2 separate regions of the Mus musculus genome follow, and region 1 is linked to region 2. The links are chromatin loops, found by intact Hi-C in ENCODE. Cell type or tissue: heart. All regions are shown on one strand. Each heading gives the region's core, and the rest is flanking DNA. Links, peaks and the distances in the headings are about the cores only. Region 1 has its middle 28 kb from the start of Gm33055. Region 2 holds the start of Cyp1b1 (cytochrome P450, family 1, subfamily b, polypeptide 1).

Region 1 (2,907 bases), core at 275-2,774, 50 kb before region 2:
ATTCTAGGTCTGAGGAATTCTGTACTTCAGACTGAGTCTGCCCAGTTTCTAAGGGTGGGGCTAAGGATGCGAGAAGGGATAATCTTTAACGGTCTTTTTAGCAAAGCAAAGACCCTTAAGCAAAAAGGAATAGAGTAGCTGGGTGGCTTTAGTCAAATTGTTTGTAATTCTTCATCCCATAGAGGAGATGATTAAAGAATATTTTGTCAAGCAGACCGTGGCTTCAAGTCAAGCAAGGGTAAGGCTTAAGTCCAAGTCCATACCTAAAGAACACAGTGTCTCAAATGTTCAGGAGGCCATAGCCAGATGAGGCTCTCTCATAATTCATCCATCCATACTTGTTTCAGTATCAAAATAACAACTGAATTTTCCTGTAGTCTTTGATTCCCTCTAGTTGCAAACCTCCCAAGGTGGCATACCTCAGTTCACAATGTATGGCCTTAGAGCAAATAGAAAGATATTTCTTTCCTCTGGAAATACTCTAAACATGCATGTTCTAGAAAGGATGTTCTAGAAATAAATCGGATGTAGTTTCAATCATACCATACTGCTAATTGTCATGGTTGTTATGAATTGATATAGGGGTCCTCAGCCCACTGTGGGCGGTACCATTCCCTGATCAGCTGTTCCTAAGAGAGCCGGGAGCAAGACTTTGAGTGAGTCATCAAACAGCATAACTTCATGGCTTCAGCTGTCAGGCTTTGGTTGTGAGTTGAGCCCTGTGATTAGAGGTAAGGTCCCCTTGCCCTGACTTTCCACAAATGATGGCCTGTGACATGTAAGATGGAATAAATCCCTTCCTCTTCTAAGTTGCTCTTGGTCAGTGTTTTTATCACAGAAACAGAAAGGAAACCAAACCAGACAGTTGTCCTTGTTGGGTGCTCCTAAAACAACACCCACTGCTGAAGTTGTAAGATGCTCAGCTGCAGATAAAATTCCAGTAAAAGAAGTTGGCTGCTGCAACACCAACAGGCCATCCCAGATTGTTTCCAGAAAGCCACAGACCAAAAAGCAGTGAGTGCTTCCTTCAAAAGCTCTGGAGAGTCGAAAACTCCAGTCTGGAAGCACCTGCTTTATAGGTGCTTGGCAAGGAAGCATGCGAGGGAGGCTCATATAGAAGCGATAAGATGGTATCCTGGAGGAAAAAGAGAATTCTGTCTAAAAATAAGGTCTAGTTGTCATAAGAAGTATTTCACCTACTCCATTAACAATAAAATAGGGCTGAATTGGAAAAAGCATGCAGCACCCTTTGCTCCCTGTAGTTTTATTAGAAAAAGTCCTTGCTTATTTTCAGCTTTGCTGGAATCTTTATTTATTTTTTGGATTCCCCATCCTCACCTCCACAGAATATGGCCACCAATAGGAAAGCAGGAGATACTGCTAACTCCAACTCCCTCCTACTCAGCTTCTACCAGCTTAGGACCCTCTACGGTTTGGCCTGCACCGTCCTCTCAGTTCCTCCAACTCTTCTTTGGAGTGAATAGCCTACTAACCCTGATTGACTGCTTGCATTTGGCCTGACTGGAGCAGTCATGAGCTGCCAAGGAATCAGCAGGGAGGGACTAGAGGGCAGCAAGAGAAGCAAACCAACACAGATTCACTCCTTAACTAAACCAGAGAGCAAAGATGCCCCCTGTGTCTGCAGAGTCATTTCCAGGAGGCTCAGACCTAAGTTCTCCTGACTTCATCTGCTTGGCAGAGGTGCTGATGACTTCCTTTTTAAAGGATCGCTCAAAGGCTTGCAGAATTAGAAGTCCCCCTCTGAATAACCTAAGCGCAGTCTCTAGTTCTCTGTGGTTGTAGAGGAACTCATAATTAGTTTCCCATTGTCCTCCTTTCCTCCTAGTGTGGGTCTAGCTTGGCTCTGCTGGCTAACATCCACTGTCTCGCCCACCCGCCTTTTCTTTCCTACTTTCTCTGTCTCGCAGCCAGCTACTATTGCTGAATCTTTTACATCAGTGTTTTTCTCCCTACTCCTGAACTCTGCCTCACTTGGCTTCATTTTCTTAGTACATTTTTTTTCTTTTCCTCCTTACTTTTTAAAAGTCTGAGATGGAGTGAGAGAGTTAAAAGGGTGGAAACTGCTCTCCTAAAGCTATGTCCATTGCAGAAAATAGGAACTAGAAAAATTGAGCAGTTAGCTTGGGTTTCCTTAGGCCTAAGAGCAATATTTATTGTTAAATGATGAAAAATGGGCAAAATGTAGAACTCTATGTGGATGGCATTAAGCAAGCTGTATTCTCCTTGCCTGGAGAGATGATTAGTGCCTCTGGTGGTTTTTACATCTGGACTCCTTCCTGCTGACCACTTATGCTCTATGTGGGGAAGCTGGGGTGGGTGGAGTCCATGGAAAAGTTGGTTTATTTGGAAGCAAAAACATCATTGTCATCATCATCATCATCATCAACAACAACAACAACAACAACTTTTAGAATTGTCTTTAATTCCCTTTTACTTCGCTCCCTGACATAACTCTGGATTTCACTACTTACAGTAGTCTCTGATCTCCAAACCCAAAGAGATCTCATGAAGAAGGATCAGGGTATTTTTCTTCCTGGTAAGGACCTGGTAACATCTTGGCACACAGACTAAAACATTTTGCCAATCTCCTGCTCAAAACTTCTGCTGTTTTTCCCCAAACCAGATGCATTCTTCCCCAAGAAAAGCAAAGGCCTATGTGGATGAGCCCTGTTTTCTGCAAACTGGCACCATTTCCTTCTTTTATAAGTATCCAACCAGTGCATGAATCTCTGGGCACTCAGGTTTCTGGGAAACTCTTGTGTCTGCTCTTGGTGGCCATGGCTTTCTTACAGTGAAATTTCCTGCAACTCTCAGTATGAATGTTTCTGCTGCCCTCTGGGTGACATCACCCAGCAGGTGAAGGATATGGGGTGCTGTCTTCTCTTT
Region 2 (2,900 bases), core at 401-2,900:
TGCCTCTTGAACTATGATCTCATGTAAACCCATTGCCCCCTTTGATACATGGACCAGTCTCCAGCATTTCGTTACAACAGGAGAAAGACAAACCAAAACAGGTATGTTGGACCAGTGCAGCTCTGAGAAACCAATGGTTATTAGTAAACTAAGACACACTTGACCCACGTCATCACAGGAGAGCTAGACTATAGTATATATAAAATCTCATTCAGAAAAGACTGCAAAAGTTACTGAAAAGACTTATAAAAAGGCCTTTTCTTAGCAGGCCAGGAATTTTATTGAAAGATGTTAGACTCTCTTTCAGACATTTTCATTAAGTTCCTTTATAATGTAATCAGTTGTTTTAATGTCAGCTGTGGGACAACTTCTACTGGCCTTGCTCTTGGCCAATTCAAGGGCAAAGAGTGAGCATAGCTTTTCTCTGTGAGTCTTATAATCCTCAGTCATGAAAACAAAAAACAACATCCTTTTGGCTGATTCAAAACTTATTACACTTATGTACACGCAAGTGTGTGTGCTTTGGCATGGGCGTGGAGGTGAGAGGATTACTTGAGCCTTGTGCCCTGTGGCATCTAGTTCAGGTGGTCAGTGTTGTTAGCAAGCACCATTAGCTGTTGAGCCTCTGGCCAGATCCTATGCAAATTTTGTTTTGGTTTGTTTTGCTTGTTTTGTATTGTTCAGCAAGAAACTTGTTGATCCTCTTAAGGGTGCTTTTAATAGACCCGTATGAGGGATTTGGAGTGGAACTTTGTGAGTTTAAATCCTGTCTTCACCTATAGAGAACATTGTGATTCAGATAATAGTCTCATAATCTCTCTGAATCTCTTTATTTGTAAATGAGACAATAACACAACGCTGGGAACGGGTTATCCAGAGATCACACCAATGACCTGGGGCTACAATTCTTCCTTTATTAGAAGCAGTCTACCTCTTTCTTGGGTTGCCTTTTCCAGAGCCTAACAGAAACCTTGTTCTCTCAGGTGTTTTGCACGATACCTTGCATTGACCATAAACAAGAGCAGTTGCTTCCCAGGCCTTTTGACATCCTTGGCTTTCTCTTTGAAGAAAGCGTCCCCGAAGCTAGTTTGGGAAACAAGCTGAGTGAGTGGGGGTCGACCAGTTGGCTGCGATCGAGCATCCTCAGGGCAGGCCCTGCGGGCGGCAGCTGTGCGTGCGCCGCCAAGGGTGGTGGCGGCAGGCACCCCGCCCTTGGCCGCCGCCTCGGCGTGTCAGGTGTCGTGAGAAACGCGGGAGGGGCGGCCGCGAGCAGCGCCCAGGGAGATGACTGGAGCCGACTTCCCAGAAGCGGCGCACGCAAGGCACAGCTCCGCACGCAAGGGGGAGGCGACAGCAGAAACTTTTCAACCCAACCGTTTGTTGGCGTACAGAGCCGCCTCCTCCTCCCACTCACCGCCCCCTCTCGGGTCTGGCGCTCCAGGACTGTCTCTGGTGCCCAAGCTTGGATCACTGCCTGGGGCGACCTGAGCTGTCACGCGTGTCCAGCAGGTGGCAGAGTTCCTGTCGTTTCAACGCGGGAAGCCTTGCCTTCTGAGAGCTTTGTGTGCAGAAGGATGGTGCACGCCTTGGGGCGGGAGAACTTTAAAGGTTTCCAAATCTCAGAGGTAGAGATCTGTGCACACAAAGGGCCGCGGCCGTGGGGCCAAATGCTTTGTAAAACCTTAAGATAAAGATAAATGCAAGGCAAACCAAGCTGTCCTGATATTAAAATAGCAAGTTTCTTTTCCTGGCTCGGTGCCTAAGGATCATGAGCAAGGCACCAAACTCGAGTCACCTGGAGGAGGAGGGCGTGCTCCTGGTTGAGCTTTGCTCCAGCGCGCAGAGGCGTTGGAAATTCTGTCCCAAGCTCGGTTCTGAGGAAAGCGTGGGGGTCTTGACTGGGGGGTGGGGGGTGGGGAGGATGACTGACGACAAGCCCTTGTCGCCAAAGGAAAACTTTACAAGGCGGATCCTAACAAAGCTGCCAGCTATTGTTTCAGGAGGGTCCCAGCCAGAGGCGCGGATTTCCCACTGGACCACCCTGGGTCACTAAGCACGGATGTGAGACCCAACTCACAGATCTGTGGATTTTCGCAGTGCGTCCCGCCCCTCACGCCCCACCCCCTAAGGTCCCGCTTCCTCCAGTCTCTACCCAGTCCTTAAAACCCCGGAGTAGAGGGATGGCGCATCGCCTCTGGGGTGCGTTGCAGACACCTCTGCGACGCCAGCTTGAAAACTGCCAGCGGGCTGGGATTTAACTCCACTTTATCAACTCCCACCCCCGACCCTTCTCAACTGCAACCCCAACTCCGTGAGAAAGCCCTGACTTTGCGGGGTCCCAGGTGCAAACTTGAGACACTTTTGTCCCTGTCCTCCATCCTAATCTAAGTTTAGGCTCTGATTGAGTCAAGAGTAGGTGCTAAAGCAGCGGGCCTCAGGTGTCTAGGTCTCGGGGTCCCTGGGGACTCTCAGGTTGAAGCCTTGCCAGAATCTGGGCAGAGGCTCCAGAGCTTCTCCCAGATCCCGCTGCTCTACACCGCTGGAAACCACGCTTCATCGCAGGTCAGTCTGTCCGCGGAGCCACTTTCCTGAGGTCTCTTCAGGGCAGTTCTTGAAGGTCAGGGGTGGGGGTATTAGGTACTTTAAAAGAAACCTGCCTCAGTGTCTGCCACCCACCGGCATTGTGTCGGAATTCTGGGAACCGTTAGGCAGCTGGGGATTTGGAAGCCGATAGGTCTCTGCTGGAGGCTGAGTTGGGTAGGAAACATAGTTTTAAGCATCTTGCCCAGAAAGCTAGCCTTTACCTGAATTATGCACTGCCTCCTCTCTACTCAATCCCAGGGTAAAGCCCCATGCTGGGGCCGAGACGCGGGACGGAGGGCACTCTTTTTTTCCTTTGC

The links. A loop is a pair of places that touch in the nucleus more often than their neighbours do. Peaks named below come from ENCODE experiments on the same cell type or tissue, not always from the same donor. Only the 100,000 strongest peaks of a DNase experiment are listed, where the experiment ranks them.
Region 1: it touches region 2 in a loop (1.9-fold over the local background); 1 of 42 quality-filtered maps calls a loop at or near these places.

What each region holds. Positions count from the first base shown.
Region 1 is chr17:79,764,225-79,767,131 of GRCm38, reverse strand. No RefSeq gene overlaps it. Among named protein-coding and RNA genes, the nearest start is that of Gm33055, 28 kb to the right of the region's middle. In heart, for the core only: no CTCF peak of the experiment used is centred there; a DNase peak (open chromatin) is centred at 1,581.
Region 2 is chr17:79,714,349-79,717,248 of GRCm38, reverse strand. Cyp1b1 (cytochrome P450, family 1, subfamily b, polypeptide 1) reads left to right here and starts at 2,188. Exons shown (of 3, transcript NM_009994.2): 1 at 2,188-2,562. RefSeq lists enhancers at 1,163-1,191, 1,304-1,333, 1,324-1,354, 1,117-1,385 and promoters at 1,117-2,315, 1-2,321. In heart, for the core only: a CTCF peak has its summit at 1,492 (motif pointing right); DNase peaks (open chromatin) are centred at 1,438, 2,178 and 2,598; H3K4me3 peaks cover 2,057 bases; H3K27ac peaks cover 1,635 bases; H3K27me3 peaks cover 1,472 bases.